Linked DNA regions of Homo sapiens: region 1 is linked to region 2. A link is a loop called in an ENCODE intact Hi-C map of the cell type or tissue named here. Cell type or tissue: PC-9. All regions are shown on one strand. Links, peaks and the distances in the headings refer to the core of each region. The heading gives the core; the rest is flanking DNA. Region 1 overlaps LOC105378211 (a long non-coding RNA gene). Region 2 has its middle 310 kb from the start of PRELID2.

Region 1 (16,971 bases), core at 5,786-13,785, 58 kb before region 2:
AAAGAGAAGAAAGAAGAGCATTAGTGCTCTGGTTTCCTCCCTGTGTAATCACTGTGAGTTGGCTGTGCCCACTGTCTACCGAAGGCGACACTCTCCATACGGTTACTCTTTCTGAGTTCAAGTGACTGCTGTTTCTAGTTGGCTCCTTAATCCTAGGTGAGGTGATGACTTTCCACTTCTACTAGCCCCAGGTTACTAGATTATCCCTTAGTAGTTCCTTAAAACTTGTCCAGGTCTTTGAAAATAGTAAACTCTCTCCAGTGACTGCTTTGACTGTACCTTCTGCTTCCTGCCAAACCCTTGAGTGATATAAATTAGACAAAATTTTATAGTAAATAGTAAAAAATAAATAAATAAAAAGTTTGATTTGAAATTTTATGTTGAAAAATGAAACTGAACATAAAATGATTGTTTAATTATGTGGAACTAAATTTATTTTATGATTTCAGCTTTGTATATTTTTCAAAATAAACAAAGAATAATTTTTTGTTTGTTTTTTATTTAATTTTACCGACATAATTTTATGACCTGCTATAGAAAATCCTTCATTTTGGTCTAACCTTTCTTCACAATTATAAATCTTTGCAAAACATTTTTAATCTTTTTTAAGTTTCAAAAGGATGTCTCCTAATCATTTTTTAACTCAAAGCATCCTATTTGAAGTTTTTTTTTTTTTTTTTAGTGTCTTTAGTTTTAATTGATATGGTCCTGTCTAATCCTTTTACAATAGTTTACCATGTGATGGGAGAAGTTCTCCACTTTCATTTTTAATTAATTTTATAGAATTCTATATCTTTTGCATAGTTTTCAGTTTAACTTTGTAATTAATTTGCATTGAGCAAGTAGTCACATTAACTATACCTAATCATATTATGACCATTGTGTTCCCCTATGCAACTTCATAACGGGAAGGACTCTGATATGGGTCCTGGACAAATGAAAATCACTGTCTACTGGTGACCCATTCTGGGCATGAAACTGTCATAGAGACAATAGCAAACAGAATGCAGCCAGAAGCCTACAGGGGCCTGAAGGTATTGCCAGCATTAAGGCTCTACATCTTAGCAGTAAAGATCCCACAGAGACCAAAGATAAACCAAAAGAAAACAGAGTCCAGTTAAGAGAACACTACTGCCACATGGCAGTAACTTAATATGTATGGAAGTCCAGTGATGACGTAATACTCTAAGCCTGATTCAGAGATAAAAGTTACCAAAGCTTTTATACACATTAATATTACAACAGCTTCCCAAATTCTAACTTGTTCTGATCAACAGGACAACATACATTACAAGAGGATTATGGGTAGAATTCTACCTTTTTGAGGGGCTTTACTTTAGGCTCTGTGGTCCAAAGAGGGCAAAGTCAAGTACCCCAATGACCTCCAAAGGCCTGTGTCACATATTAAAGATATTAAATCCACAGGTCTCATATATCAGATAGGAAACCATGCCCCTTCTGTACGTCTTCTAAAACACATGCTGAATTAAAGAGGTTCTTTAATTACCCCAAGCATGATGCTTCCAGATAGAGTTGAGAAAAGCCTAAGAGCTAATGCAGCAATCGAGCATCCCTTATGCAAATGTATAGTTATTTAAGGCCCTGGCTCACTGAGGAAATAATATTAGAATAAGGGAAAGGTGGAACAACTATATACCTCTCTTAGTGCCAATTTTGTTATGACAATAGAAAGTTAATTATTGATATTAGGACTCTGATACCACAAGATTAGGCCTTGACAAGCTTAATGTTTAAATATTTCTCAACACCAGGAAACAGAAATATATGCCTAAGAAAAAGGCAAGAAGTCTGTCTTCAAATATCTGCAGGTTTATCCTGTAGGAGGGAATTTGAATGAAACTCATTTCTCATAGGGGATAGTTAGCAAATGGTTCTTAATACTGTGTATTCACCTTCTACAGACCTTTTAATATGTCATCTCTTTAAGACAGAGATATATGGATGTATTTGGACATGTGAAAGATGTATGGAATATATTTTTAGATGTTACTTATCTGTTTTTCTCATTTATTTTATTAAACACTGCCAATTGATGTATCAAATTGGCAATTGGTTGGCATCTTCTTTGAGGTAATTAAAGCCTCTCTATGAATCAGCATGTGTATTAGAAGAGGTACAGAAGGTATGGTTTCCTATCTGATATATGAAATCCATGGATTTAATATTTTTAATATTTGACATAGGCCAACAGGGGGGACTGGGGTACCTGACTTTGCCCTCTGGACCAAAGAGCCTAAAGTAAAGTCCCTCAAAAATGTAAAATTCTGCCCAAAATCCTCTTGTAATGTATGTTGTCCTATTGATCAGAACGGGTTAGAATTGGGAAAGCTATTGTAATAATAGTATATATAAATATGTCACTGTATGTGCTTCTCAGAATTAATGCCTTCCACCTGTTCCCCCATAGTACTTTTCATGGCCTCCTAGAGTCCTGGTCTCAGTCTACTTTATATTGAAATTAATAGTGTAGTTTTCCACCTTCTGATATTAGATGGCTAGCAGCATGCACATCAGAATCAGCAAAGAAGCTGCTTAAACCACAGATACTCAGGCCCCACCCATCAAAGATTCTGATTTAGTTAGTCCAGACTAGAGACAAATTTTTATGTGTGTGCTCATTAGAGAGTAATCAGTCACTATATCCAAAAGTCAATAATGATACAAATAAGGTATTCAAATTAAATGCGTAAGAGTTGAGAACCAGGCAATGAATTCCATTGTGTGATATTATCCTAATAAACCCAGATCTTTCTCTCTGGTCATAGTCATGGTGAAGATGAGCAGTAGGAAGATACAGTAATTGAAAGCATTAACTCAGGAATTAAGCTGCCTGGGTTAACTCCGACTCTACCCTTACTACTGATGTGACCCCGGGGCAAGCTACTTAACTTTTCCATGTCTCCATTTCTTCATTGGTAAAATAACCGTCCTAATCGTGACTACCTCATAGACTTGTTGGAAGAACTCTATGAGTTAATGATAGATCTAAAGTGGATAGAACAGTGCCAAACAGTGAGTGAGTGCTGTGCTAGTTAGTATAATAGTAAATATTGTCCGAGAAAACTTTTGTTAGTGGCTGAATTAAATTTTAGCATTCAAAAGCTCCACAGGTGATTCTAACACAAAACTAGATCCCAGAGCCAGAGATGCAGGCAAACCCAGGCAGCCTTGAAGGTTTCAAACTTTTCCTTTTCCAAAGTAAGATATATTCCCCTCCATTATTATGATAGCATTTATAAATAAGATTTCTGACAATCTGACCATCATGAATTCAGCTTTAGTGACATCTATAATTATCCTTTGGAAATTTTCCCTGAGCTGAGACGTGTCAGAATGTGTGTGAGCAGATTCTGCCTCAGAGATTTTTCTTTCTGCTGCTGTTCCAAATAAGTTAGTCATTAAAGACATGGAAGAAAAAAAAAGTCCTTGGAAGCTGAACAGTTTAACAGTTGGCAATGATTAATAAAATGAATGAGAAAAACAGATAAGAACATCTAAAAAGATACTCTCCATAGGAAATTCACTTTACTATAGAAACCAAAAGTATGAATACAAACATAAGCATACCAATTTGGCAAGATTAATATCTTGATACAAATGATAATAATTAATACCATTTTTCATTATGAGTAATAAAAGGTCTTGAAAAACAGGTGGCTTTGTGACAATTTAAATGAACAATTATGCATTTAGTTTACTACTTGGAAATAGTGATCAAACTAACATGAATTTAAATTATGTGCTGGTAATTAAAGTCAAATTAGAATATATATTACATGATATATAATGTATGTTTTTGTATGTCTATCTATTTACCTACATATCATATATCTATCTATAACTATGTAAAATGCTTGGACAAGGCAATAGATAAATAGTTTATCCACTAAGTAAGAATGTAAAATTTCCATTTTATTTTGATATTGGCTGGTAATTAAACCACTGAGTAGAAAATCCAAGAACACATTGTCCCTTGACAAGCTGGGACAAACATTTTGGTAACAAACAGATATAGGGCTTTTTCCAGGAAATGATAGTTTTCTGTCTAAGCAGGCCACTAAAATAATGAAGTCCAATACTTATTTCAGGGCCGCCCAGGCCTTCTTAACCCCAACCCACTCCCATTTAGCAAGCCACACTCAACCTAGAACAAGCATTTATGCCTCTACCATTACAACCTCACACCTACCACCCACCCTGAATTCACCTGTCCATAAAAATGAAAAATTAATCTAGTACCAAATCTAAAGAAATATATGTTACCAGCACTAGATCAACATTCTCATTAGTCTCAACCAGGGTCACTAGTAAATTTGAAAGGTCTCCAATGACCCTTTGATGATATTATAATGCCCACGAGCATCTCCCAGGAGTATCTTCCCAGAAGTTTGTAAAACCCAGGAAGACCCTTTCCACATTAAAACATACTTCACAGTCCTTCTGGTTCAGTCCACTATCCCAGTGGTTATCATGACAATCCATAACTTATAAAAATCTGGAGAATCACTGTTATAACCAAGAGTATTTGTCCTTAGGGACAGAACACAACTCTAGCCCACCAGCACTGGAAGCCTCCATCTGCATCATGGAATTCCCAGTGCTCTGGCACCTGATACACCACACAGAGTTTTCTGGGCCCTTCACAAGTCCAGTCATAAAACGACAACACTGAAGGATTTCATAGTGGCTCTCCAGGAAATAGGGATATGACAAACCATTCCAAGTCTACATATATGCTAATCCTAAAAAAAAGAATGAAAGGATTCTAGACCTAAAGTATATTTCATATTTTTAAAATAAAATGTAGGTCCATTTTACATTTTATGTTACATTAGCTAATATATATTTAGTATCTACCACGTATCAGAGACCGTGCAAAGTACTTTACATACATTTTATCATTTAGTCCTCAAGAAGGAAACAGAAGTTACCCTGCTGGTAGATAAGTCTGATGACAAAGCACTGTTTCTTAAGGGGAATTCCTAGCAATTCATGGCCTTAATTGTGAGCATCTCATCCTGAGCCATTTCTATTCTCAATCATTCTACCGCCTGACTTTACAGATTTTTTTTTTTTTGGCTTACAGGTGGTATCAAACTAGCAGATATATTTCAACTGTCATGCCATATATGCTTTTTTATTTTTAAGTTATTTATTTTCAAGTTTATTTTAAAGTTAATTTATTTACTTTGTTTCATTTTGTTTTGTTTTTTATATATATATTTTTTTATTATACTTTAAGTTCTAGGGCACATGTGCACAATGTGCAGGTTTGTTATATATGTATACATGTGCCATGTTGGTGTGCTGCAGTCATTAACTCGTCATTTACATTAGGTATATCTCCTAATGCTATCCCTCCCCGCTCTCCCAACCCCACAACAGGCCCCAGTGTGTGATGTTCCCCTTCCTGTGTCCAAGTGTTCTCATTGTTCAATTCCCACCTATGAGTGAGAACATGTGGTGTTTGGTTTTTTGTCCTGGCGATAGTTTGCTGAGAATGGTGGTTTCCAGCTTCATCCATGTCCCTACAAAGGACATGAACTCATCACTTTTTATGGCTGCATAGTATTCCATGGTATATATGTGCCACATTTTCTTAATCCAGTCTGTCATTGTTGGACATTTGGCTTGGTTCCAAGTCTTTGCTATTGTGAATAGTGCCTCAATAAACATACGTGTGCATGTGTCTTTATAGCAGCATGATTTATAATCCTTTGGGTATATACCCAGTAATTGGATGGCTGGGTCAAATGGTATTTCTAGTTCTAGATCCTTGAGGAATCGCCACACTGTTTTCCACAATGGTTGATCTAATTTACAGTCCCACCTATAGTGTAAAAGTGTTTCCTATTTCTCCACATCCTCTACAGCACCTGCTGTTTCCTGACTTTTTAATGATCGCCATTCTAACTGGTGTGAGATGGCATCTCACTGTGGTTTTGATTTGCATTTCTCTGATGGCCAGTGATGATGAGCATTTTTTCATGTGTCTGTTGGCTGCATAAATATCTTCTTTTGAGAAGTGGCTGTTCATATCCTTTGCCCACTTGATGGGGTTGTTTGTTTGTTTCTTGTAAATTTGTTTGAGTTCTTTGTAGATTCTGGATATTAGCCCTTTGTCAGATGAGTAGATTGCAAAAATTTTCTCCCATTCTGTAGGTTGCCTGCTCACTCTGATGGTAGTTTCTTTTGCTGTGCAGAAGCTCTTTAGTTTAATTAGATCCCATTTGTCAATTTTGGCTTTTGTTGTCATTGCTTCTGGTGTTTTAGACATGAAGTCCTTATTTTATTTTTAAGTTAATTTATTTTTAGTTGCAGACTTCTAAATCTTGGGACAGTTTTACCTACAGAAGTGTATGTCCACCTTCTTTTAGAAAAGTAAGGTGTGGCAGCAATTGGCTGGGACTAAGTAGCAGCCCCTCTCTTCAAATGAAAAACAAGCTTTCAAGTTCACCATTAACATTATCTCCTTCGCCCCTTAGACTTTTGCATTTTAGGTGCCCTGATTCAATATAACATTTTGTTATCTTAAAATACTATCTAGATATAGTCAGCTAATCTCCACAATCTACTAACCAATATATCATAATTTTGTATACTAGTAGTAAATCCTGAGCCATGTCTTTGCAGGTGCAACAATTTGAGGCGTGTCAAAAGTAAAAAACAGAAGGGTCCTTTACCTATGGATAAAATGTTTGTTTCTACCATCAGATCTTCTGATTGAGGCATGTTTCACAAAGGAGTGGCCTTAGGAATAATATCACCTTATATGAAAGAATAATGTAACTGCTCCCTTACTCAGAGTTCATAAGCCTTTTTAAGGTTAACAGATGCCATGATCCAGATGGAAACTTCCATTAAGCTTGATGACTCTATCCACACAATCTATTCCAAAGCAAAAAGGCAGCGACACCGAACTGATAGATGGAAGCAATGACCAGCTGTAAGATTACTTGTGATGGGTAGGAATCTTGATAGTTAACTTCATCTGACAAGTAGTCAATTTCTTGAGATTCAGTGCTGTGTTTTTCTCTTTAGGGACTGCAACCTCTGGCTCGATCAAAGAAGCTAATTACTGATAAACTCTGTTATAGGGAATTAGAACTGACAGCTTAATTCTGTACTTAGTTCTGACATCTTTGGTATTGAGAAATTTCACAATGTCCCATCAGTAAATCTGCAAGACATCAGCTGAGGTGTCCCAAATAATTCCCCTAAGTGTTTCACATGTAGGAATCTATCCTACAGATATATTCACATATATATTATGTCATTTATTGTGGAATTATTTGTGAATGAAAATAATGAAAACCTGCTAAATGTCTATTAATCACCCGAAGGGGAAAAGTTAAGTAAACTATAACACATCCAATCTATTACTAAACGTAAATCACACGAAGGGTGGGACAGTTGTCTGTTTTCTTGATGATCCCCAGAGATTGGCTGACTTTTCGTCTAAAGGGCCAGATAGTAAATATTTTAGGATCTCTGTCTTAACTACTTGACTCTCCTTCTGTAGCAAAAAAGAAGCCATAGACAATATATAAACAAGAGAGCATGGCTGTGGTCCAATAAGACTTTCTCTACAAAAACATGTGACAGGCTAGATTTGACTCAGGGCTGTAGTTTTTCAAACTCATGCTAACAGGAATCATAAAACATCTACATTGCACCCATCGACAAATATCTTCAGGCCCATCTACTAAGTAATCGTAGCTAACATTTACCGAATACTTACTCTGTAACCTGCTAAGCCTGTCAGACACTAGTTAGGTAATTTTTATAACAAAATGATGATGAGATGGGTTATTACTATTTTCATTTTCCACATGAGGAAATGAGACATAAAGAGTTGCATAACTGCCCTTGCTTATGGAGCTGGGAAATGATAGAGCAGGGATACACCACCTCATTAAATCTACAGCCCATCTGTTATAAGCTGGGTCATGTGAAGATGCAGCCCTAAATCACTTAGCATGATATGAATGACAGTCAAATTATGAATAATTTCTCTTGCTTTACAGATAGGGAGACAGAAATACAAATGGAATTGCAAGATCTGCACAAGTCAGTTTTGAGTGACTAATAGACCCTCTCCTCTTGATCCTGCTGCATTTCATTTTCACAACATCTTCCAATGAAGTATCTGCCACTGTCAAGTCAAAACAGCAGCTTGGAAAATTGCTTCTTGAGGGCATGTCTTTGTCTTCATTTAAACAGTCCCAAATCCTCACACCTTCTATGGCTGCTTGACAGTCACCCTCACCTAATCCTAACCCCGGAGGTATATTTGTAGTTCTTCTAGGGACACAATGACAATTACATTGTAGGGAGCAGTGATCATTAATCTATTAATCAAGGCTGCCAGCTCAGACTTACATGCCTTAGTAATAAGTGGATAAAACACCTTAGAATTAACTGCTTAACAAAGTTGAGTTTGATAAGAAGCCAAATTGACAGGCTCCTCCCCCAACATCCAGGCTAACTTTTCACCAGCTATATGGAGGAAGCTATAAAAATCTCTCTCATAGATAACTGCCCATTAGCTGTACATTCAGAACAACTTCAGAGAGCTTCTCCTTACTGCTGCACTGCTATTTTCTTACAAACCTCCCACTCACAATAAACCATAACTGCCTTCAACTTCTGGAAATTAGCTGGCAGTCAAAACCAGATATTTCTTATACCAAAAGGGGAATAAATTGAGAAGTTCTCAGAGAAGCAATCAAGAGAATTTTAGAATCAACTCCTTTGTCCTTTGGCCTACTTCCCTGACTCCTTGTGGGTTCTAGGTACATAAAATACTCAGTTGTCATAACTACTATTCTAATATAATTTATTAATAATGATAATATGGGTACCATAATTCCTCAATTCTAACACACACATTTTTTTTTTTACATTCTACTTCTCATGTTTCACATTTCTCAAACCAGTATGCCTCTTGCCTATCGGTGTATATATTGAATATAGTGTGACTGCTTCTTCCTTTTTCCCTGAAAAACTTAATGATGCATATTAAATTTGTGGCATTTTAAGGTTAAGGAAATACGTTAAAAACTGACATATGTAATACAATTCTGTGATTGCAATCAACATAATCCAACTTAGGCCATCCAAAAAGAGAAATCACTGGAGAATGATTCCCATAGAATTGCTGGGAGAGCTGGAGGAGCCAGCTCCACAATGGGACAACAAAGAAGGTAAAGGAACTGCTTCCCAGTCTCATGAAGGAGCTGATGTGGAATCAAAGGATCAATTCATTTGAGTCATCATTGTTTAGTCTTTCTTTGTCATTCTGCTGAGGATTCAGTTCCAGAAGAAAGAGCCCATCTGATTGGCTTAGATCCAGTGTTTGCCCTGTGACTATGCCAGAGGGTGAGGAGGGGTGTGGAGGGAGAAGCTTGCAATGGCCTCCAGAACATTTTTGACGACTGTAGTAGGAAGGCAGAAAGACCCTGATTCACAGCCCCTCCAAGATCACACATAACAGAAGATAAGCAATTCTTCAAAAGAAAATTATGGTATGATTAAGAAAGAAGAGGTTATGCTGGGTGGCTAGAGCTTGTCCAGGACTTGAATGCTGAGACCACTTTCTTACCACCTACAGTCTCTGGTTAGATGCTCTCCACAGCCCCATAGGACAAGAATGATAAGCACTATTATCTTCATTTTTCACAAGAGGAAACACAGCCCCAGATAGGTTAAGTGACCTAGTTTATCAGTTGGTATGTGACAGAGCAGGACTGAAACCCAGCCTTCTGACTCACAGTTTATACTAATTACATTAAAGATGAATACAGGAGGAGAAAGCTTTCCCATTATAATCCTAAGGCCTAGAAGAAAAATAAATCTTTATCCACAAATTAGCTTGAGGAATAGCCCCCAGCCCTTTATGCCTACTACCTTAGGGTCACAGCAGAAAATTGTCTGGAGGTAGAAACAAGTTCCCCTAGTTATGTGATCTTCAGCAGAAAATGTAACTCCTCTAGACTCAGTTTCCTCAGTGGTGAAATGGTACAGAACAATTTCCTTGTCTTCCTGCTAGATTTACAGAGGAGACACGATATAAGAACCCAGGTGTAAATCCCTCAAAAACACTCAAGGATCTTTAGTTATAAGCCTGAATCATCATTCTCTGGTCTGATAAGTATAGAGTCACAATTCTGTGGGCCACAACCTAGATTTTCATTAAACTATTATTTTCTAGAACACAGTTTCTTTGGAATCTGACCTACCTTTTTTTAAGGAACCTAGGATAACACATATAAACTCATTCGCACAAAAAGAAACATTTTCATTCACAGCAACCAACTATCTGTGCTAAATTGTGAAATTTAAATTTCTTTTACTGTGTGTACCTTAAGTACACTAAAATATACCATGAGTATAACATGGACTTGGTATTCATGGGAGGTCAAGTGTTTGAAGAAATTAATCAATTTTGAGTGAAGAAGGCTTCCATCTTTTTCAAAGAATGCTTTGCAACAACTTACCACGGTAAAGAACATGGGTTTTGGATCCACGCCAGATGTTAACACAGGCTCTTGATGACTGTTTGATGTTGAGCAAATCACATACATTTTCCAGTCTTTATTTCCCCATTTATAAGCTGGGAATTAAAATGCATATTTTACAACATTATTGCAAGGCTTATAGCTAATACATATAAAATAGCTAGGATTTAGTAAACACATAGGATTCCAAAGCAGTAGTTATCATCATCATCATCTTATTATTATACGGATGATGTCATTAATCCTCACAATATTAAGAGATGCTTACTGTTTTCACAGATGTGTAGAGTGAATCTTAGAGAGAATTTAAATCACTTATTAAGGTTAGAGCAACACTGTTAACACCAAATTATGCTATTATTATTACTATTACTCTTGCATTTTACTATCTTTATTATTATATATCTTCAAAGACAGTGCAGAGTAAAATTTGGAGGGCACATGACACAGCAGCCATCTCTGTGAATGGCATTCAGTGCCACGGGAAAGGAACAGGATCTTAAATTAAGAGGAACTAGTTCTGAATTTAGGTCAAAATCTTCCAAGTCATGTGACCTTAAGTCTTCAGATGAGCCTTAATTTTCTTATCTGTAAAATAAGTTTCATAACAATCACCCCTTGGGATGGCTTCAAAGATCGAATATAAAAATATATACAACAACAGTTTACATAGTGTAAAATATTCAGTGAGCATACTTATGTTAATTTTGCTGATGCTATTGCAATTACCAGGAGCTAAGTTACAGTTAAATCTGTGGAAGCCGCCTTAGTTAGTAACAGATGCAAGAACAGTGAAGAAAAGTGTTTTTGGCTCCACTAAAGGAAAAACCAATATCAACTTCAACCCAATGTTGATAGCAAAGAAAAGTACTCAATCCAGAGTGTTACGCCCACATGGGCAGGATGTGATTCCAATACCTGTGAGAATACTAATAAGTAACAACAATAAATGGCTGAATAAATCTATCTCCCAAGATCAGAGGATCCAGAAAGAACAATGTAGAATGTAGACGTGATCAGTTTTGTATTATTTTATTAAAACATTCGTTACATGCAACTCCTTACAGTGTTCTCATGGCCTCAACATTACCACCAATTATCTCTTGCCATAATCATTTTATAAAACTAGAAAAGACAAAGAGAACTCTCCCAGGCACTGATCCCTGAAACTGAATCTTCTTTTCCATGGAAATATTATTACATAGAAATCTGGGGATTAAGGGAGATTTATCAGGCCTTGGTTAGCCATGATGACAGTCATTTGGCAGCCCTGCAAATCATTGAAGAGTTCTGTGTTAGCACTCATACCTTCAGAACCCATGCTCTGGAGTGGCAGGCAATTACTCACACCTGTTTGGCCTGGTCCAATTATCCTCCTAAGCAGTCCTGATCATAATTGCTACATTGGCTGATAGAACCCAACAAATGGGTTCAAGTCACAGCTGGCCCCTCAAGACAGATTTCCTGATTATATAGTTATTCGGGGGGTCAGTGTGAATGTTACACTTCTTTCTAAAGAAGTAAGTTGGGATGTGCATGCTACAGATTGTAGTAGTAACTTAGTAAAAAGTACAATCATCTTGTACTCTATCTGTGGCAGGATCATTGACAAAAAAATAGTCTAGTGGTGATAATCAATAGATTAACTCATTTATTCCTCATGGGGTACACTGGACTGAGATGGGCAGGATTTAGTGTATAAAAGGAGATATCACCATGCATATTAAATGAACTATTTACTAAGCCAATAGGTCTGTTATTTATGGAAACTAAAATAAAGTTCTTCTGAAAATTATGAAAGACTATTCTCTGGGTTCCTCCACATAGGACAAGACACACAGATAAGTAGAATCACCAGATGATAAGACACATGAGGACAGGGTATGTGCATGTTATTCCATCTCAAATGCTTAGTAGAGTGGCTGGCATATTGCAGGCACTTTACGAACACTTGTTGAATGAATGAAGGAATGAATGAATGAACTTAATAAAAGTAAGTTAGCTAGCCAGAATTAGAGGCCAACATTCAAGTGATCTAACATTCCTTGAAATAGAAACTCTTCCCAGTTGCTTTATTTGGTTTTAATATTTTATCCAAGTATAAACTATGTGGGAATGTTACCAGGGCCCAGAAAATATTGTGGGCATGATAAGACTTCCACTTAGCTTATGAAACTGAAAAAATAAGCAGCCTAAACATCCACTGTGATCTGAGCTTCTCTTTCAGTCCCCTTTCCAAATCTCAATTTCAGGTGGCTATTTCTATTTTGCAAGATCTCATTCTCAAACGCAGTTCTTACTACATGAATGCATTGTACCAACCATTTTTGCAAGGAAATACAAAATTTAAAATAAATGTCAAAACTCACAGCACAGGCTAATGTAAAAAAAGTTGACCAAGATGTTTTAAGAGTTTGTATAAAATATGTAAGAATAGAGTTTAGGAACAAGATTTATTTCTTGTTTGAAAAGAATAGTATTAGCCCAGCTTTTCCAGCTTAAGTTAATATTGGTCAGCTAATCTCTCATTAGACAGAGTTCACATGCTATAATTAAATTTAATAAATAGTCTCTATGATCTATAGTATTTACCTGTGACTAATAAAATTCTGTTCATACGTTAATAGGTGAATAATATTTATAAAATATTTTCCCATGTGAAATGTTTATAATCATTAAAAATAATTATTTGTTGTCAGGTGGACTAAAGTAGATAAATAATATTTAAATGCTAATGGTCTAAGTCTCAAAGCCAGTCCATGTTCTCACTCTATCCTGCAATGCTTATGGATTGTTTTCCTAAGCAACCAAGTAATTCTAAAACTTAACTGTGCATGTGATTCTCTAAAGCATCTGGTTAAAATATAAATTAAGGACTCTACCAAAAAGACTCCAATTTAGTATCTCTGAACAAAAGGAGCCCAGGAATTTTCATTTCAAATAATCATCCCAAGTGATTCTGATGCACTGGGGGTAAGGTCTAGATGTGGATTTATTTTTGAACTGCCCATTTATTCTAGTCACAATTTTGGGAGACAATCAATTCTAAAGTTCTCCAAAATTATAGTTAGAAAAATATGCAGAAAATTATGTGACATGCGTAAAGTAGAAGAAGATAAATTTGAAAGAATTAATTGTTCCAGGCCAGGAGTGGTGGCTCACGCCTGTAATTCCAGCACTTTGGGAGGCCAAGGCTGGTGGATCACCTAAGTCCAGGAGTTCAAGACCAGCCTGGCCAACAGGGTGAAACTCTATCTCTACTAAACATACAAAAATTAGCTAGGTGTGGTGGCATGCACCTATAATCCTAGCTACTTGGGAGGCTGAGGCAGGAGAATCGCCTGAACCCCGGAGGTGGAGGTTACAGTGAGCCGAGATTGCGCCACTGCACTCCAGCCTGGGCAACAAGAGTGAAAAGAAAAAACTCCATCTTAAAAAAATAAAAATTTATTAATTGTTCCTTCTCAAAGAGTATGAGACTTGCAATTTTAAAAAAGAATGAAACACCTTTCACATGCATAGATCTTGCTTCTATTTTTATTTATAAATTCTCCTTTTTATGTGGTGTTGGGCAGGAGTATTCTGTCCCCAAAAGCGCACAGAGGAATGAGAAAAACAATCAGGAAAATAATTGACACAATATAACACATAAGGCAGAACACAGTGCCTGATAAATCATATATTTGTAATAAACATTGAATAAAATGAGCAAATGCCTTAATTCGTTAATAATTAATAGTAGCTCATAGAAAAAACATATTTTTCAGGCATTAGAATTTGTATTCAATGATGTTTTTCTATAATATAATTCTGGAGCCCATTCTGTAAACTGTTTCAGTTGACAATAATCTTATTGAAGATTTATCCAGTAATCTTTTCATGGCAAGTGGTAGAAACTCCAGATCTACCTCCAACTCAAAGAGGCTTTATCCGAATAAGAGAGAGAGAGGATACAGAGATTTATAAAACTGGAAAGACCAAGATTGGATCTTTGCACTTCAGGTACAGCTGGATCCAGGAGCACAAAAGGCTTTTTCTCAAAGCTCTGCTTCTCCCATCTCACTGCTCTACATTTCTCTGTGTTTGCTCATTCTCAAGCAAGGTCTCTCCTCATAGAGACAAGATGGCGGCCATCCACTGCAGTCCACATCCTATCCTATCCTATGAATAATTTTACCAACAGAAAGAATAGTATATACTTATATCCCAATAGCTCAAGAAAAATTCCCCAAATGAGCTCTGTTTGGCCCTGATTCATATGATTTATGCAACAGGCCCATCAGTGAACCAATCGCTATGGCCAAGAATGCATGCATAGGCCTAAGACACACCTCTCCCTGGACTTGGAGCATGGCTAGCCACACCTGGACAACATTGACTTAAAATGGAGGAATGAATCACAGTTCCCAAAGAAAACTGAAAGTGCTATCACCAGAAGGTAAAATCTACTATATAAAATTCTACTATAAATACTGTCAAATGGAAGCCCTACAAAATGAACCAAGAGAAATTAGCTTTAAATAAAATTTTATGTGAGTGCAAGTATATGCATTGTGGCATTCCTGGGTCAGTGGCATGTATAAATACCTTTTTAGTCAAAAGAATAAAAAGAATAAGAAAGAGAAGGAGGAGGAGAAAGGGAAGGAAAAGAGGAGGAAGAGGAATAGGAGGGAAAGGGGGAAGTGGGGAGGAAGAGAAATTTGAGATGTTAAGGTGAGAACAGTCAGTTTGGGCTATTTCTTACCACTCCTACATTAAGATAGGCTAGTGGTTCACTGAATTTTAGGGCTAGAAGAACCTTAAAGACCACTTTGTCTAATTAAATGGGTTACAAATAAATAAATAAATTTCAAGATTTGGTTCCTTTCTACTTGTTCATTTCCATCTCTCACCACTCGAGCCCTTGTTCTACTGTCTAGGCCCTGTATTGTCCAGGGTAGTAGCCATTTGACTTTGGACACTTGGATGTGGCTAGTTCAAATAGAGCTGTGCTCACGTGAAAAACACACAGAACTTCAAAGACTTAGTATGAAAAAAATAATATAGGTCAGGTGCAGTGGCTCACACCTGTAATCCCAGCACTTTGGGAGGCAGAAGCGGGCAGATCATGAGGCCAGGAGTTCAATACCAGCCTGGCCAACATGGTGAAACCCCGTCTCTACTAAAAGTACAAAAGATTAGCCGGGCATGGTGGTGCGCACCTGTAATCCCAGCTACTGGGGGATCCTCCTGAGGCAGGAGAATCGCTTGAACCAAGGAGGCAGAGGTTGCAGTGAGCCAAGATCACGCCATTACTCTCCAGCCTGGGCAACAGAGCAAGACCCCGTCTCCAAAAAATAAAGAAAAAGAAAAAAAATATAAAGTGTCTTCTTAATATTTTATACTGATTACACATTGAAATGATAGTTTCTGGGACATTTGTGGCTGAATAAAACATATTATTGAAATTAATTTTATCTGCCTCCTCTTACTTTTTTAATGTGACTGCTATAAAGTTTAGAATTATAAATGTTATGTTTACTTGTATGACTCACATTTGTAGCTCATGTTAGGTTTTATTCGATAACTATTTTACCCACGCTGTCTTTTGGTGGCTGGAACATGTGTAACTGTGGGACCAGCCCAAACTGGATCTACTCTGTTGATAACAAAATATCAGGTTGCCTTTTAGCCATAACAGAGCCAAAAACTGCAAGTTGTATAGCCTGGGCATGTGCAATAGAAAAAGCTTTGACCTCTAACAATACCCAGAAGTCACAATTCTTCCCCTCTGCCTTCAGAATCAAGAAGATTGAGACTTGACCAGAACCTGAACATCAGAACTCTTTAAGAAGTAAGGACTCCATTGGCCAGGAAGATCCAAGGCTAAAATCTGCCTCAACATACTTTACTGTAAATGCTCAAATCTGAAGCCCTCCAATCAGACCCTGCCAAACCAACGTTCCTAAATCCTTTCCCTTGCTCTCTGATCCCTTAAAACTTGCCCCAGATCCCAAATCAGAGAGACAGATTTGAGCCTGCTTCTGTCTCTTTGCTGAAAGAAAGCTTTCTTTTCTCAAAAGTTGGTGCCATAGTTATTGGCTTCTGTGTGCATCAGGCAGCGAGCCCATTTGCTTGACAACACACACCATACTCTTTCTAATTTCCTGGCCATTGCACACGTTGTTTCCATGGCCTGGAACACTCCTACCTCCTGTTCATCCTGCAGAGCCCAGCATACATCACTCATCAGGAAGACAGTCCCTGAACTTACGGCCCCTGTGTATGTGTGCTCACAGCTTCCTGTCATCACATTCCTCACATTGTGTTATTACCATTCACTTAATTGTCTGCCTTAAGTACCCTGAGTTCAGACACAGTGTTTTCTTGTTCATTACTGCATCCTGAGCACTGCGCCTGGTGCACAGTAAGTGCTCAGTAAATATGTATT
Region 2 (16,971 bases), core at 4,979-12,978:
AGCCTGGAGCAGACCCACGCACTGTGTAGGGCAGAGAAACTAGTCACAGCCAGGTATCCTCTTGGCTCAAAGTTCAAAGAATACTACTTTACTTCCCCAATGCCAACACCAGATCAATCCTCCTCTCTCTGAAACCTGGTTGGTGATAAACACAGTCTTAATTTACCATATAGATAGAAAGCACCAGTTCCAACTTGTATTTGACCATAGAAAGTTGCCCTGCTAGAAAAAATTTTAACATCATTCAATTTATGTTCCTTCTAATACAGCCTGTTTCTCTACCAGTGAAAGAAAATTGCCGTGCTGCTTTTCATTTCTTTAATTCATTCATTTGTTGAGAAATTTTAAAAATATAACAAAAAATAGACTAAAACATGTACCTCCCATCAAAAGATAAAACTATTAAAATGTTGTCATATTTGCTTCAAGTTTTTCTTTAAATAAATGAAATAAAACATTACAAATTAAGATAAAATTTCTTTGTCCCAATTCCTAGTCTCTTCATCTCTCCTTTCTTCAAGACCATTTATTTGAACTATATCTATCCAGTCCCTTTTGCATTTTTACATGCATATAAATACATCAAACAGCAGCTGTATTATATTATTTTAGGTATTTTATTTGCATAAATGTCATACTACATGTAGCTTCTGCAATGTGTTTTATTGGTTATCACTGTGTATCTATCTATAGATACAGAGACACACACACACACACACACGAGAGAGAGAGAGAGAAAGAGAGACAGAGAGACAGAGAGAGAGAAAATGAGAGAGGCACAGAGAGACAGAGAAGAGTTCATGTTTTCACTTCTGTATAGTATTTCATTATATGAATATACTTTCTTTTTCTTTTCCCAAATGATGGCGTGTATGCCAGAACATGATGCAACATTGCCCCCAAAATTATCACTCAGATAAAGAAGTACCCATACACTAGACTTCACAAAGACTTTCATATTACAGTGCAATCTTGCATTTACTTTATTTCAAACCACACGACATTGCTGGGGAAGATACATTACCAGAAATAACTTGAAGCAATGTTATCTTTGGAAGAAAAAGGAGGAGGAGGAGGAGGAGGAAGAGAAGGAAGAAGAGGAGGAGGATGAGAGGGGGAGGAGGAGTAGGAGAAGAAGAAGGAGGAGGAAGAGAAAAAGAAGAAGGAGAAGAAAAACAAGAGGAGAGAAAAGAAAGAAGGAAGGAAGGAAATTAATATAGACTAGGTAATCACTTATAAGTAATTGCAAGTGTTGTGTGCCATTATGTATAAACCCTTTAAAGATCACCTTAAAACAATACAGTAATTGGTCAGGTTGTGGAGAGCAAATATATAGCAAGACAAATGAATAAGTCAGCCATCTTAATATTAAGACATGGATCCTTGTAGTTGGGGTAAAATTTCTAGACAAAGTGTTATAGACTGATTTGTAAACTACTGAGTATCACGTGCCCTGGGATACGATTTATATGACTCAGAAAGTGGTTCTTTTTAGATGAGAAACATGATGTCAAAGGCACATGGGAGAAACGTAAGTCAAATCATCATCTAACAGATGCAATCGGAGGAAAAAACACTTCTAAGTTATTATTTTGTACAACATGTAATTTTAAATAGGTATCGCTAACATTTTAAATAAACAGTTGACTTTTCACATCCCTAACAAAGTTCATATATTCAATTTGGCCCCAAACCATTTTTTGATCTTCTCATTTTAAAAAGGAAGGGGAGAGTATTAGCTCAGGCCACTGTAACAAATACCACACACTGGAAGACTTAAACAACAAAAATTTATTTCTCACAATCCTTCTGAAGTTTGGGAAGATCAAAGTGTAGGCATGGCAGGTTTTATTCTGAGGTCTCTTCTTAGCTGGTAGGTGGCCACCATCTCTCTGTGGCCCCTACTTTCTGTGCAGGGGTTGGGTTGGGGAGGGGAAGGAAAGCAAGCTCTATCAGGGTCCGCTGCTATGGTCTCCTTTAACCTTAAGTATTTCCATAAAGGCCCTCTCTCCAAACACTCCCAGTATTAGCAACACTGGGAAGTTAGGGCTTCCTCATACCAATTTTGGGAGAACACAAATATTCAACTCATAGGAGGTGTCACTGTATATTTTTAGTTATCTTATATTTAGGCATATGATAAATTACTTTAAACTTTTCTTTATTATAAATAATGTAGCAACAAACATCCTTGTACTAGTTTGCACATGCAGATGACCACTTTTGTTTGAAAAACAAAAGTTTTTCTGGTGTATATGCCTAGAAGGAGAATTTCACATTTCTTTCTTATTCTGCTAACGTCTTTAGAAATCTGTGCTGCTTCTCAAAGGATTTTTTTGTTTTTCAGGGGTCAAGGAGCCACTGCAAAATAGGCTGAAATCCCAGGTCAGCTCCTCTCAGAAGTCTCTCTAATAGCAGAGCCCTTTGAAGCACACCACTCTGTGCCAGCCGAGATGATCCTCCCTGGCTGGCTCCCTCACCCACCATTTGTGTATTAGGGACTGGGCAGAGTCGCAGTCTCAAAGTGGCATTCACAGGAATGGGTCATGGGTTGGCCCCAAGAGATTCTGCCACTTGCTTTCAGCCCATCTCTGCAGAGCAGCCATCCCTTCTCATTAGTATGGAGTGCAGATCCCAGAACAAGAATCCGTGCGTGGCCTCTGGGCACTCCAGCCAGAGCGCTAGGATTTGGCCATTTCCCGGGTACAGAGAGGCCTCAAGAGGATGGCCCTAGATGAAGGTAAACTCTCCCCTAATTAAGCTAAAGAGTGAAACTAACTCGAGATTTGAGAAACAGTAGAAACCATTAGTAACTCAGAGAAGCCTTGGATCCAGAAGCAGAGCAAAGAGGGAAAACGTGGTTTTGTTCTCCATGTGGTAATTCTGTAAGTTTGTCCCTTGCTAACGTGGAAGCTCAAAAGCTGATGTGTTTGATAAGCTGATGTGTTTGATGTCCCAGTGACTTCATTCAATGCAATGGAAAGTGCATAAACCCACAAAACTAGGTCCCCTCAGAAAAAGCTCCAATCCAAGTTACCTGGAATAACTCGGAACCAACCAACCATTCTGGGTTACAGTCATAGGATTTGAGCAGCAATTCTCCTTCTGGACGGCTGTGGAACAAGGTGGCTGTGAGCCTCAGTTTCCTCCTCTACAAAACAGAAATAATACCTATCTCACGGGTTTACTGTGAGACTAAGTGTCATAGTGCACATCGGACCCCTACCACGGCCTCTGTTACATAGGAAGAGTTTGACGCAAGTTAGCTAATTATATTTTCCTCTCTTCACTTTAAAAGTAACCAGAACCAATCCTAATGCTAATATCAATACTAATATTAATACAAACACTAATGAGATTAGTCACTGAACATTTATTCTATGCCATTGGGCTGTGTTATCTCATTCAACCTTCACAGTCAGGTTGTATTATTTCAATATGTTCACATTACAAATGAGGAAACCAAGACTCAGAAGGTTAAGTGATTTGCCCAACATCAGACAGTGAGTGACAGGCAGAAATAGAACTCAGACTAAATTAGGCCAATCTCACAGCTCCTTTCTTCACCATGATGGATCCCCTTTGCAAAGTTTCTCCTTGCAATTTGCAGGTAAATTGGGGTGAAAGAAATCTCTAGGAGAATCTGATATATGTATACACACACACCCTTGTTCTCCAAGAATGGGACAAAATTTAAAGTCCTTAATGATATCGCCTTTTTAAATTTCTAAATAATATGGAGTTGAGGGTTTTTCTCACCTGAAGTCTTTGGTGGTTGATTCACCTCATCTCTTCACTTCGCCTCTACAGATGCAACAGGGAAAGCCCACTACAAACTTTCTTGTTCTTGGACTTGATTGCACAGTCTCCAAATATGATCAGCAGTTACCATGAGACAGTTTTTGGGTTCTTTTTCTTTTTGGCTTTCTCTCTGTCTTTTAAACCCAGTGCTTCTCTCCTCAGGCAAAAATTAAGTTTTTGTTCAGACTCAGAGGATTCGGTTTACTCTCAATGATCGAAGAACAAGCATGTGAATGTTTTTCAAAAAAACACACATCAACAACTGCGAGAAACCAATAACCATTTATACTGGGGTTTGGAATAAATCTGGGGCTTGCATTTAAAGGTGGATATATCTGACATTCTAAAAACTGACTTGAGGCCAAACAATGAAGGCCAAACTCCGAAAAAAAGCAGACTCTGCAGCAACTGGAAACCTGATCCATTTTCTTTTCTTTCTGGGTCTACTTCTTTCATTCATGTACTTCTAAGCACCCACACTGTGCAAGGGGCTGGGAGTCAAAGCACTAAAGCACAGGCCTTACGAGTAAGTTGCTCACAAGATGGTGCAGCTAGTGCTATGCCGCAGGGAAGCCCAGAGCACCATCATAGCTATAAAAGCCAGTCATTAACTGAGCTCTGCTCTGTGCCAGCCATGATGCTTTTACATGTGTTCTTTTCTTCAATCTTTACAACATGACAAAGTCCTTATTATTACAAACGTAGAAACCAAAACTCAGGTGATGGGACTCATCCAAGGTCACACGTGTGCTAAGTAGCAGAGATGGGATTTAAGTCTAGAGCAACCTGATTTCAGAACCCAACCTCTTAACTACTCTGTAACACTGTCAAGAGAGCATAATGAAGGGACACAAAACCTGTAGTGAAGGGCAATTAGGGAGGTCTTTCCAGAGGAGGTGTCATCGGGGTCTGGAATGTATACACAATGGCCCAGGGGAAAAAGATGGCAAGCTGCTTCCTATATTTGTACATGGAGAGGCTGGAGAGCAAGCTGGGCCAGGCCATGAAGAGCCCAGTATGGCAGGCTAAGATGGGACTTGGTCTGGAAAGTCATGGGAAGCCACTGAGGAATTTCAAGCAGGAAAATTAGATGTCTAGATTTTATTTTTATAATGATCACTCTGGCTTCTCCGTGGGAAGTGTTCTAGAGGATGGAAAAACTAGATCATGGGAGACATGTCAGGCTAATAACAATACCAATGATAAAAACAGCAAGTAGTATTCAGCATTGCAATGACTCCAGAAGGCGTGATCAGAGCCTGAGAGGCTATGTAGAGTGTAATGAGTACATAGCAGTAAAGGCAGGAGCAGGAAAGATGACTTCTGTTTTTTGAAAAATAAGATTTTCTCTTTGGGAGAAGTCTTTACCCATTTATTTGCAGTGCAATTTTTATATAGTAATAGTTCATCAAAAGCCAACTGAGGTATCTTGTTCATTAGTCACTCTTTATACATTAAGTTAACCATTTAATACTGAACAATGTCAAGGATGAAAAAGAATACTCACCAGATGGTGCAGCCAGGGCTACGATAATGAGAGAATTAGATTAGATTTATATGACAAACAATGATGGAATAACATATAAGTTGTTTGCCTTAAAAATAATCTAGATAGGTATTGGTGGGGGAAGGAAATGGCTGTGTCTATAAAAGGGTGGCACCAGCAATCCTTCTGATGAAACTGTTCTATTATCTTCATTATGATGGTGGTTATATAAACCCACACATGATAAAATCATATAAAACTAAATTCACACATATATACATACACATAAATATGCAAATATACACATCAATACATATAAAACTTATGAAATTTGGATAAGGTTGGTGGATTATACCAACATCAATTTCCTGATTGTGATATTATACTAAATTTATGCAAGAGGTTACCAGTCAGGGAACCTGGGTTAAGCATACATAGGATCTCTGTGTATCATTTCTTATAATTGCATATAAATCTACAGTTATCTCAAAATAAAAAGGTTTTAAAAAACAAAATAATCTTACTTATTGCACATGCAGAATTTTTCAAGCAATTTCTTGAAGTTTTTAAAGCCTCTGAAATTCTGAATTTCTATACATTGTCATTATACAAATCCAGAGAGAGACAGCCAGAAAGTTTGTGCTTTGCCCTCAAGGGTAATATTGTATTAAGAGCTTTTACTGTAGAGCAAAACAGTGCAAATCCTGACTCCACTACTTCCAAAACTCTACCACTCACCTTCAGCAAGTTGTTTAACTTCGCTATGCCTCTGATTCCTAGTGAGTAAAATGCAATTTATAATTTTACATACCTCATGGGATTTCATAATAATTAAATGAGTTAATATGGTAACACTTAGAAGAGTGACTAGAACAAAATAAGCACCCCGAAAGTGTTAACTTTATTATCTATAAGGCTGCCACGTATCATTTCCTTCCAATCTCTCCAGCTTCTTCTTGCCCTGTTGTCCCATTACCATCATCTGCTTTAACCATAATTACTCTCATTTCAGAACCTTTGCATATTATGTCCCATCTCCCAGCGACCACCTATCACCTACTCACCCTCATTCAACACGCTAACCCTTCAGCTCCTCCACCCTAATCTCAATGCAAGCATCACTTTCTCAGGAAAGACTTCTTAGACCTCATTGTTAAGGTCAAATGTTCTATTTTTAAGCTCATAGATAGCTCAACACCTCATAGCATTTACCTGAGTTGTAGTTTCAGTATACATCTGGAGAGCTATGTGATTGTCATATGCTGCTCCACTAGATTTTAACCTCTTTGAGATGAAAACTGGATTTGATTTTGCTCTTCGTAGTATCCTCAGTACTTATCACAGTCCTAGGCTCACTATAGATACTCAGTAACTATTTGTTGAATGACTAAATGCTTAAACGAATAAATAAATCTATAATGACGGAAGCTGGCAGACAGGCCCAACTTTATAAAGGAGCTGTTCACCCAACAGAGAGCAGGTTTCTTTTCCTATCATCAGCTCACGAGAGAGAGAGAGCACATACATGCAAAGGGATTTTATATTCCACTGAGAATTTCCATACCTCTCATCTCAAGTTTTTATCACAGTGAAAGGGATTCTAATTCACTTACTTTTTGTAAGGCATACTGGTATACTTGACAAATAAAAGAGCCATAGACAATCAAAATGCCATTCTGCTTTGGGCCGTTTCACTTCATTCTAAACTACACACACACACACACACACACACACACACACACACAGAGAGAGAGAGAGAGAGAGAGAGAGTAAGTCACTCTCACTCACACACAAGAGAGACCAAAAGGGAAAATTAAATTTCCCCAGGTCTTTTCAAAAATCAGATGCATACCTCATCAATGTTTATTCAACTTCCCACTGTGCTGATTCTCAAGGAAGCAAATGATGTTTAATGGGAAAAAAGAGTAACTTAGAAGAATAAAAAATAAAGCTTACTATCAGGCTCTCCTCCATTCCCCAACTATATCCCTAATCTTTCTAGACATTTTACCCAACATCTCCCTCCGTTTTCCCTGCTAGGGCATATTAGCAGTAAGGTCCCACAGTTGGATTAATTGGATCAATGCTGAAGTTTTCATTTGCTACTTGAGTTTAACAAATTAATTTGGCATATAATGAAATATTGTGAAACAGTTTCAGAATGGATATTGCAAATACTGCCTTGTTCAATTACTGTCAAAATGCACATACAAGAAAAATATGAAAATCTGAACATATAATTGCAGACTTAATTACCGCTCTGTGCTAACCAAAGGCAATCATACTGAATTTGTCAAAGCATTTAAACTAGTTCTAAAGTCTTTCTCTAATTCCAAAGAAATGAGAACACATGAGCAAACACTAAACAGACAACTAACTCAGTCTTTCTCATTTTTCTTGGGTTGTTAAGACGGCATGAGAACAATCAGACCAGGATTTTTCAATGGGCCACAATTATGAATCTGTTATTACAACTTCATGGTTTATAAAGTACTTTAATGTACATTATCCCATTTGAATTATCTTGAGAATCGTGATTGTGTGTGAAATTTAACAATACTGTCACTTGTCCTCAGAGAATGACAATTCATTTATTTAAGGAATATTGACTGAGTGCCTACTATGTCTCACACTGTTCCAAGCACTAGGAAACAGCTGTGAACAAGACAATGTTCCTATTCTAATAAGGCTGACATTGTAGTGACAGATACAAACAGTAAACACACACAAACAACAAAAAAAAGCAAAATAATGTTAAGATACAAAATATGTGTCTGCTTTAGATTGGGTGTTCACTAAACGACTCTCTGACGAGATATTTGAGCATAAGCCCTGAAGTCTATGTTAGTATATCTGAGAAATGTCTGATCCCTACCTACTTAGTGCTGTCTTGATTAAACTATTAGCACGTTTTATGTAATAATCAAAATGCCTGAGATGACCATTTATTTCAATCTTCTTCCTGCTCATATTGTGACCAGAGCAAGTGCTTTATACAATGATCTGCTTTACTGAAAGCAGATCATTTGCACTAGAATATTGCTTTATGTCTCAGATAACTTCACATCTATTTTTCCTCTGATTTTCAGAAGAGGGTACTATTATCCCTGTTTTTCAGGTGAGAAAGCCGGGGCTTGCCGCAGATCATACAGCAAGTGAGTAACTCAAAATTCAAGACTACTGACTCCTAGTCCAATGCCCTCTCCAGAATACATTTACAGTAGATAGAGAACGCCATTCAATTTACTCAACAAGTATTAACATAAAATTGTTTCATTCATTGCCAGTTGATAGTGATTGCTCACGGTGAGAAAAATACAACTTTTGACCTTATGATGCTCCCAGTCACATTGGGATCACATTTAAATAATTCATTACAAACTCATGAGAAAAGTATAACACCTTGGAGAATCAGAGGAGGAGTTCCACAGGGGCATTGTTTAACCTGGGCCTTGAAGAATGAGTAGGAGTTTACCAAATAGAAAATAAGTCAAGAGGAGTTAGTCCAAAGGAAATTGGTCAAGTAGAGAGAGACAGGAAGGACGATGATGAGTAAGGAGAGCAGCAACCAGACTCTTGTGGCTGAGATGGAGAAGAAAGAATAAGGAGGGAGAGACAGGCCAAGACTCTGGTAACGAACGCAGGAACCGGTTGGCAATGGTACCAAACAGTAGGCTAAGAAATCAGGACTTTTTCTTGTCTGAAGTAGAGGTCACTGAAGCATTGAGAGCTAGTGAACAACAACACAATCACTAACTTAGAAAAAGCCTTCTGGAGGTAAAAATTGAGTGGAAGCTAGTCGTGGGTGGGGGCAGGAGAGCAGCTGTAATAGTCATAATTGCCCAAGGAGAAGCACAGACATCCTGAACTAGAACCATGCCATGTAAGTAGGCCGCTAATACTCCATCTTGAGTGGAGAAAAAATGGGAAGAGGAGAGAGCAAATATGTAGAAAGTCTTAGCTTTTTCAAAGTCCTCTCCAGGTCCTGGTATAGTTCAAAAGTTCTTTCATTTTGGTTTTGTTTTTTAATTGGAAGTAAATTCTTTGAAAGAAAAGTGAAGCCTTGGGCTTTAATTCTGCTGTTGTTTGAAAGTCTATATATATATATATTCAACCCCTGAGAGGGCTCTTTGATCTATCTCACTATATGGATGCTAGTCATTTGTTGCATGCCTCCATGGCAATAATACAATACATGCAGCCCGTGTGCATTGTCTGATCTTGTGTATATTGAGGAAGTGGGGGAAGGACACCTCTTGATTCCCCCCTTGAGTTGTTATGCTGTGTCTCTGGCCTTGACTGTTCTGACACAGACTAAAAAATCTTGTCCATTTCATTACTTTCTCTCCCCTAAAAGAGACTGTTTTGACAAGTGAGAGGTAATTGTTGTTTACTTCTGGCTAGTGTCAAAAGCTGTGTTTTGCTGGACACATGTGGCTGAGGCACTTCCTCCAAAGGGTGAAAGTTAAGAACTCTAACCTTGATAATTGAAGAAAAGGCTGGAAAACTGTTTGGCAAGTGGCCATCGTCTCACCCTTCACTGAAAGTATGATTCACCTCACAGGACTCCTCGCTCAGCTTAGGCCAGGAGAACAGGAAAGACAAGGAATCTGGAAGGCCCATTGCTCGTTAAAATGTGCAGCCTCTGCAGACTGTGCATCGGCAAGGCCATTTCCCCAGGCTCTGCAAGGCCTCTCTGCTGGGTTTGAATGTACAGATTCCTTGCTCTCATGCAGAGAAGGATCATCAGGACCTAGATCCACAAACATTTTATCTAGGCATAGAATAAGTGTAAATACCTGCCCCAACCTGCTAACCAATATCTACTGTCCTGTTTCTACCATTAAATCATTTATACTATTAAGAAAAATAGCTAATCCACAAAGAACCTTGATTCAAATCCTAGCTCTGTCACTTGCTAGCCATGTAGACTTGAGAAAGTTATTTCGTGTCTTTAAGTTGGTTTGCTCCTAAGTAAAATGGTGATACTAATAGAAACTATCACACAGGAGTGTTGTAGAAATTAGATGACAAAATATATGCAAAGCAGTATAATGTCTGGCTTGTAGTAACAGCTCAATAAATGTCCGTTGGCATGATTATCATTATCATCGTCATCATCATTTTCCTTCTCTGTCTTGCCTTACGTCTCTAATGCGGTGGTTAAAAGCATGAGTTTTGAAGTGAGAAGGACAAGTATTCTAATCCCACCCAGACCATTCATTAGGTGTGTGATTAACTCTTCTTCATCACCAAATAGAGATATGAATAACAATACTTACTCATAGGGCTTGGAAAAGTATTAAATAAGATCATCGATGTAAGACTCTTTTTTCTTTTTTTCTCCCCAGTTTTATTGGGTACAATTGACACAAAAATTGTACATATTTAGAGTGTACAATGTGATCCTTTAGTAAACATATACGTTGTAGAATGACTATATCAAGCTCATTAACAAATCAATTACCTCACATCCTTATCATTTTCTGTGATGAGAACATTTACAATCTGCTCTTAGTGACTGTCAAGTATACAAAAACTTAACTATAGTGACCTTGTTGTACAATAGATCTGCAGAATGTATTCCTCCTGTCTAACTGAAACTTTCTACCATTTAACCAATCTCTTCCCATTCCCCATCCTGCCCCCAGCCCCTGGTAACCACTATTCTACTCTCTGCTTCTACAAGTTTGAATTTTTTTAGATTCCACATACAAGTGAGATCGTGTAGTATTTGTCTTTCTGTGCCTGGCTCATTTCACTAAGCATAATTTCCTCTGGGTTAATCCATATTGTTGCAAATGACAGGATTTTCTTCTGTTTATAGACTGAAGAGTATTCCATTGTGTATATATGACATTTTCTTTATCCATTCACCTGTCGATGCACACTTGGGTTGATTACATATCTTGGCTACTTTGAATAATGGTGCATTAAACATAGAATTGCAGATGTCTCTTCAACATACTGATTTCATTTCTTCTGAATAAACACCCAGAAATGGGATTTCTAGGTCATATGGTAATTCTATATTTAATTGTTTGAGAGACCTCCATGCTGGTTTTCATAACAGCTGTACTGTTAGAATGGCTCTTAGAATGGGTCTTGACCACATGGTTCACACTAAATATATGTTATTACTATTATCCTTATCACCACTATTTCCAACAACACCCCAACTTAAGTGCCAATACACCAGTGACATGTATAAAATGTGGGAATGGGACAATGTAAAAGGCATCACTCCTATTTTCCTCTGTTCCTAATGACTTGGGGAGATCTGGGGCTGATGGGGAGTTCTATTTCTCAGTCCCGATGCTAGCACCAAAACAGTATAGACAGAAGGAGACTTTATACCGTACATTTAGGTTCAATATCTTGAACTCAAATGAAAGAACCCCACATAATAATTGGGATAGCATGAAAGAAAATATCAAAGTTATTGTTGCTGTTTTCTCTAGTATTCTGAATACTAAAAATCAAGGTGGAATAACTCTCTTTGAGCAGACCAAAAATAGACACTTTACTGGGTATTACATGCTTTGCTCAATGTTTTGTGTGCATTATCTCATTTATTCCTCACCATAGCTCTAAGAGTAACACACAATTGTTAGTCCCATGTGTGACTGGAGCTTACAGGGATTAGTGACTTATCTAAGTTTTCCCAGTTGCAGGAAGCAGAGCCAGCATATATATTTCCCTCTTAAATACTGTATTCCCTCTTTTTGATATGTTTGTTCAAGTTACATATTATCAATAACATAGTGACAGATTCAGTCAGTCATGCCTCCTGAAATTCTGTAGTTAGGATTCCAAATATTTGTATATTGGACAGTATCTGAGCAGCCTATTGCTAGTCAAAGCAAGAATTCAGGTGACCAACTGATTGGATGTTTCTCTTTTCATTTACATGTCTTAGATGCACAAAAATCTTTCAGATTGCCTTGTAGAGGCTGTCAGCTGGTAAACTTATCAGCCACAGAAGTATCAGTGATAGAAGTTGAAATTGGTGGATTATATGACTGAGGAGATTCTATATTAGATAGGAATTTGGACTCCAATTTTTATTTCCCTTCTAATAGATAAAAGTCTTTATTGTAGTAAAAGGAAATGGCAAATTTCATGGTCATGAACAAAGTTATATAGTTAGAAAACAAGTGGTCCCTATTTAGGTCCTTTGACCCATCCACAATTACTCTCAGGTGATAAGACTTCACTAAACAAGCTTACACTCAAGACAGGAACAGGCAAGCATTTTTTATATTGTGTTCTACGGTGCACAAGTATCTTTTCTTCAACAGTGTTTCTTGAGTGTTATTGTGTTTCTTGAGAAACACAGGAAATGTGTATTTTATGATAATTTAAAAAACTAAGTAAAAAATATTTTAACAGTCTTAACTATTTCACTTTGCTGAGCCTTTTACCTTTTAATAGGTATTGCAAATGTCTAAAAAGGGGCTACAGCATGCACCATTTACACAAATTATTTGATCACAGAACTTTCCAACAGAGCATACTTTGAGAAAAAACTGGTGCAACTAAAAAGTGCATGGGCTGTGGAGTAAGGCAGACTGAACCTGGCTCCCTCCTCACCAGTAAACTACTAAGCCTGAGTCCCTTTTTCCTCATTCACAAAATGACAAGTAATTAACTCAGTCAACCTACCTAAATTAAACAACGTAATAAATGCAATTTATCTGGCTTATCATGGTAGTTGCCTATTAAATGTTGGTTTCTTTTTTTTCTGTGCTCACAGTGTTGGGAAAACCAAGCTGATACGTATCACAGAAATGGTTGAACATCTAACAACCTATAATTTCACATATAGAGAAAGTCTCTGCTGGGTGACAAAATACTTCCAGACTGTAACTAGAGCCAGCTCATTGTATGAGGTGGCTTTAAATGACTTTCTCCCTATAGCAAATGTCATTTCAACAGTATTTTGCTATTTCGCTGATCTAAGACTAACATTTGATATTCTTCTAAGATCTTATTTGTCTGACAGAGCCCTTGACATTAGATTTCTTTTCTAGGCAGAATTTAACAAGTTCATCTCTGCCATTCCACAGAATTATAGACCTTGCATAGGCTTAGGACTCCCAGGAGCCATATTTGTAATACAGACATATGTGCCTTTTCCCCCTATGTATCTCCTTTAGATGCAATTGATTAAATCATACTTAAACTTGTTAAAAATTACACTTTGCTCCTCATTTAAATGGCTCTCTATGCACTGTTTCATCTTTTTCATTTCCACCTTATAATTTCAGAGAATTTTTGGAGATTATGTCCTTAGACTCCCACAAAATAGATATTTTTATCACTATTATACTGTAGCCCAGCGAGTTTAAGTGATTTTCTTAGAATCACACAGCTAATTAAGAACACAGTGAGACTTGAGCCCACTTCTTCCTGGCCTAGTCCATTTCCCAGCAGTCAGAATTCAATTCAATTCAATATTTATTTACTATATTATATATTAGGCACATAACAGTAGGTTTTATTGCTCTCACCAAGATAAGGAGTATTTTTTATTATTATTATATTTCAAAAGGCAAGTTTCCTGAAGTCATTTGCAAAGTCCTATACTCACAATTGCTTACTTTCAAGGAAAATGAGTCCTCTAGGGCATGAGAAGAAGTGGGATGGAAGGAACAATGAGGCACGTGTATAATTTCATAGCTGCCTATGTTCTGCAGATCCCGTTTTGGCTCCAACTTTCAGAGAAAAGAAGATCTTGCTCTAAAGATGAGCCAATCATCCTCATCCATTCATCATGTCCATATCCAAGTGTTTTAAGTCATTTATTCTAGAACAATAGTTTATTTCTCTTTTTCACTTCTTCCTTTAGTTCTGACATGTCACATACTAGAATCAAAGAATGGGCAAAGTAATGTTCACATCCATATGTCTGTATGGTATTTAAAGGTTGATATTTAAATGATTTGACATTTCCATTACAACCAATTCCTCTGAAACCAATTTTAGGGGATAAAATGGCAGAGCAGCCCCTTGCCTTACATCTAATCAAGGTTAGTTAGAAGTGCAATGAAAAAAATACTACAAAGTTTGTGTTGGACTTGTTTCCACGGTGTACATCTCATTGACCAAAACAAAGCTCTTTAAAAATGAAGACAGTAAAAAAGACCTGTGGTTCTCTCCATTACTCTGTTAAGGGAGGCTGAGGGATGGCTTCACAAAAAGAAATGGGTTTGAAAATTGCTGATGCATGCTTTATCACTGCAATTTCCACAAGGTTATAAAAGTCATGGTTGGATAAAATCTTGAAAGTGCCAAAGCAATGATCTAAGAAATGAATGCAGATAAGCCTTCTCCATTTTAAATTACGAGCAGTAGAACTAGAATAGAAATGATATCACTGCTGAAGAATCTAAAATTAAGTATGTGATTTTGCTCATTTGTATACAACGGGAAGTAAATCATTTCACGGACTTTGTACAACGAGTTCAAAATGCAGCTGCCAAGAACTCTCAACCTTGCACTACTGGGTAAAAGTCTGTATTTCTCCATGATCTTGCAAAATGTTCTAAGGCACTCTTTTATTTATTTCCTATGTGGAGGGAAAGCTGGAGTTCGTGTTTTGCATCTTTAAAAGACAAGGGAAGAGAGGAAAAGATACAATGTCCCTCCCTCGGAGTCCATAGGGGCCAGGATACTTCCATGTAGTTCAAGGCAGTTAACTTAGTCCTGGCCCCTTAGAGGCTGTAATGAAATATTGGTTTTAAGGCCCATGTGAAAATAAGGACATAGTATTTTTTCAAGGCCTAATAAAGTGACTCAAAGAGTGAATAAAAGAAAATTTGTTATACTTTGTATGTCTTTTTCAGGTCCTTTTGGTGTATATTTCATAAGGGTGTAGGTGCATGGAGGGGTCCTGAGCACATTCACAGGAAGTCTAAATTAAACAGAAGAAAGTAGAAGTTACAAGAACTTTGTTGTGGAAGAGAGAATTTTAAAAATTTTAAGTTTTTAATTTTTAAAAAATTATTAAATAAGCAAGTATTATCTACATACTAGAAAACTGATAAAACAAAGAGAAGTTTAAAAATTTTAAATCAACTAGAATCCCGTCTTGTAAAAGAACGTTTTCTATGCATAGTTTTTACTTACCAAAAGGGCATACATATGATTTTGTAAACTGCATGTTTCACTCAATAATATATTTTGATCCTAGGGGAATAGAGAGGCATAAATGTGGAAACACAAAGGACCCCAAGTACCTTGTGGGAGAAGAAATGAAGAAAGGGAACCAAAAAATATGGGCTGTATAGACTAGTAGGTGATAAAATGGAAAAACAAAGAACATACTGATTTCCTTTCCTTTAGATATATGCCCAGTAATGGGATTGCTGGTTATATGGTAGTTCTATTTTTGATATTTTCGGGAACCTCCACGATGTCTTCCATAACTATACTAGTTTACAATCCCACTAAACAGTATGTAAGTTTCCCCTTTTATCCACATCCTCAGCAACACTTGTTTTCTTCTGTCTTTTTGATAGTAGCCATTCCAACAGGAACTAGGTAGTATCTTGTGGTTCTGACTTACATTTCCCTGATGATTAGTGATATTGAGCATCTTTTTCCATATTATTTGTCATTTGTGTTGTCTTGTTTTGAGGAAATTCTATTAAAATCTTTTGCCTGTTTTTTTAATTGGGCTATTTGTTTTTTGTTTTGTTTTGTTTTACTGTTGAGTTGTTTAAGTTCATTATATATTCATTCTAGAGATCAACCCCTAGTTAGATGTATAGTTTGCAAATATTTTCTCCCATTCTGCAAGTTGTCTCTTAATTCTGTTAATAGTTTTCTTTGCTGTGCAAAACCTTTTTAGTTTGATGTAATCCCATTTGCCTATTTTTTCTTAGTTGTCTATGTTTTTGAAGTCTTATTTTTAAAATCCTTCCCCAGCCCAATACCACAGAGCATTTCCCCTATGTTTTCTTCCAGGAATTTTATAGTTTCCAGTTTTACATGTAAGTTTTTAATACATTTTGATTTGATTTTTGTATATGGTGAGATGTAACCATCTAGTCTCAATTTTCTGCATGTGGATATCCAATTTTCCCAGCACCATTTATTAAAAAGACTGTCTTTTCCTCAATGTGTGTTCTTGGCATCTCTATCAAAAATCAGTTGCATATAAGTGAGTGAATTTATTTCTGGGCTCTCTGTTCTGTTTCATTGTCCACTATGTCCTTATGTCCTTTTTTATGCCAGTACCATACTGTTCTGGTTACTATAGCTTTGCAGTATATTCTAAAGTCAATTCGTGTAATGCCTCCAGATTTGTTCTTTTTGCCCAGGATTGCTTTGCATACTTGGGGTCCTTTGTGTTTCCACATAAATTTTATGATTTTAAAAAAATCTCTGTGAAGAATATTCTCTAAATTTTAATAGGGATTGCATTAAATACATAGATTGTTGAGTAGTATGAATTAAAATTGTAATTCCTAAGTCACACCAGCTGCATTTCAAGCACTCAATGGCCACATGTGGCAAGTGGCTATGGCAGATTATAGAAGGTTTCCATCATCACAGAAGGTTCTATTAGACAGCACTAGCTTTAAGCATTCTGCTACTAAAATATCTATAGTATCAGAAGGTGTCTAGCTGTGTGTTACCTGTCTGCCATCAGTCATGAGACTTTTTAACTCTGGAAA

Evidence for each region. Peaks named below come from ENCODE experiments on the same cell type or tissue, not always from the same donor. Only the 100,000 strongest peaks of a DNase experiment are listed, where the experiment ranks them.
Region 1: it touches region 2 in a loop (5-fold over the local background); 3 of 110 quality-filtered maps call a loop at or near these places.

The regions. Positions count from the first base shown.
Region 1 is chr5:145,462,680-145,479,650 of GRCh38, forward strand. LOC105378211 (a long non-coding RNA gene) reads left to right here. Exons shown (of 3, transcript XR_007058983.1): 2 at 16,322-16,374. It also overlaps a transcript of PRELID2 not described here. Among named protein-coding and RNA genes, the nearest start is that of PRELID2, 360 kb to the right of the region's middle. RefSeq lists enhancers at 9,004-9,552, 16,691-16,971. In PC-9, for the core only: no CTCF peak of the experiment used is centred there; DNase peaks (open chromatin) are centred at 9,322 and 9,742; H3K27ac peaks cover 790 bases.
Region 2 is chr5:145,521,696-145,538,666 of GRCh38, forward strand. It overlaps a transcript of PRELID2 not described here. Among named protein-coding and RNA genes, the nearest start is that of PRELID2, 310 kb to the right of the region's middle. In PC-9, for the core only: no CTCF peak of the experiment used is centred there; a DNase peak (open chromatin) is centred at 9,806; H3K27ac peaks cover 2,143 bases.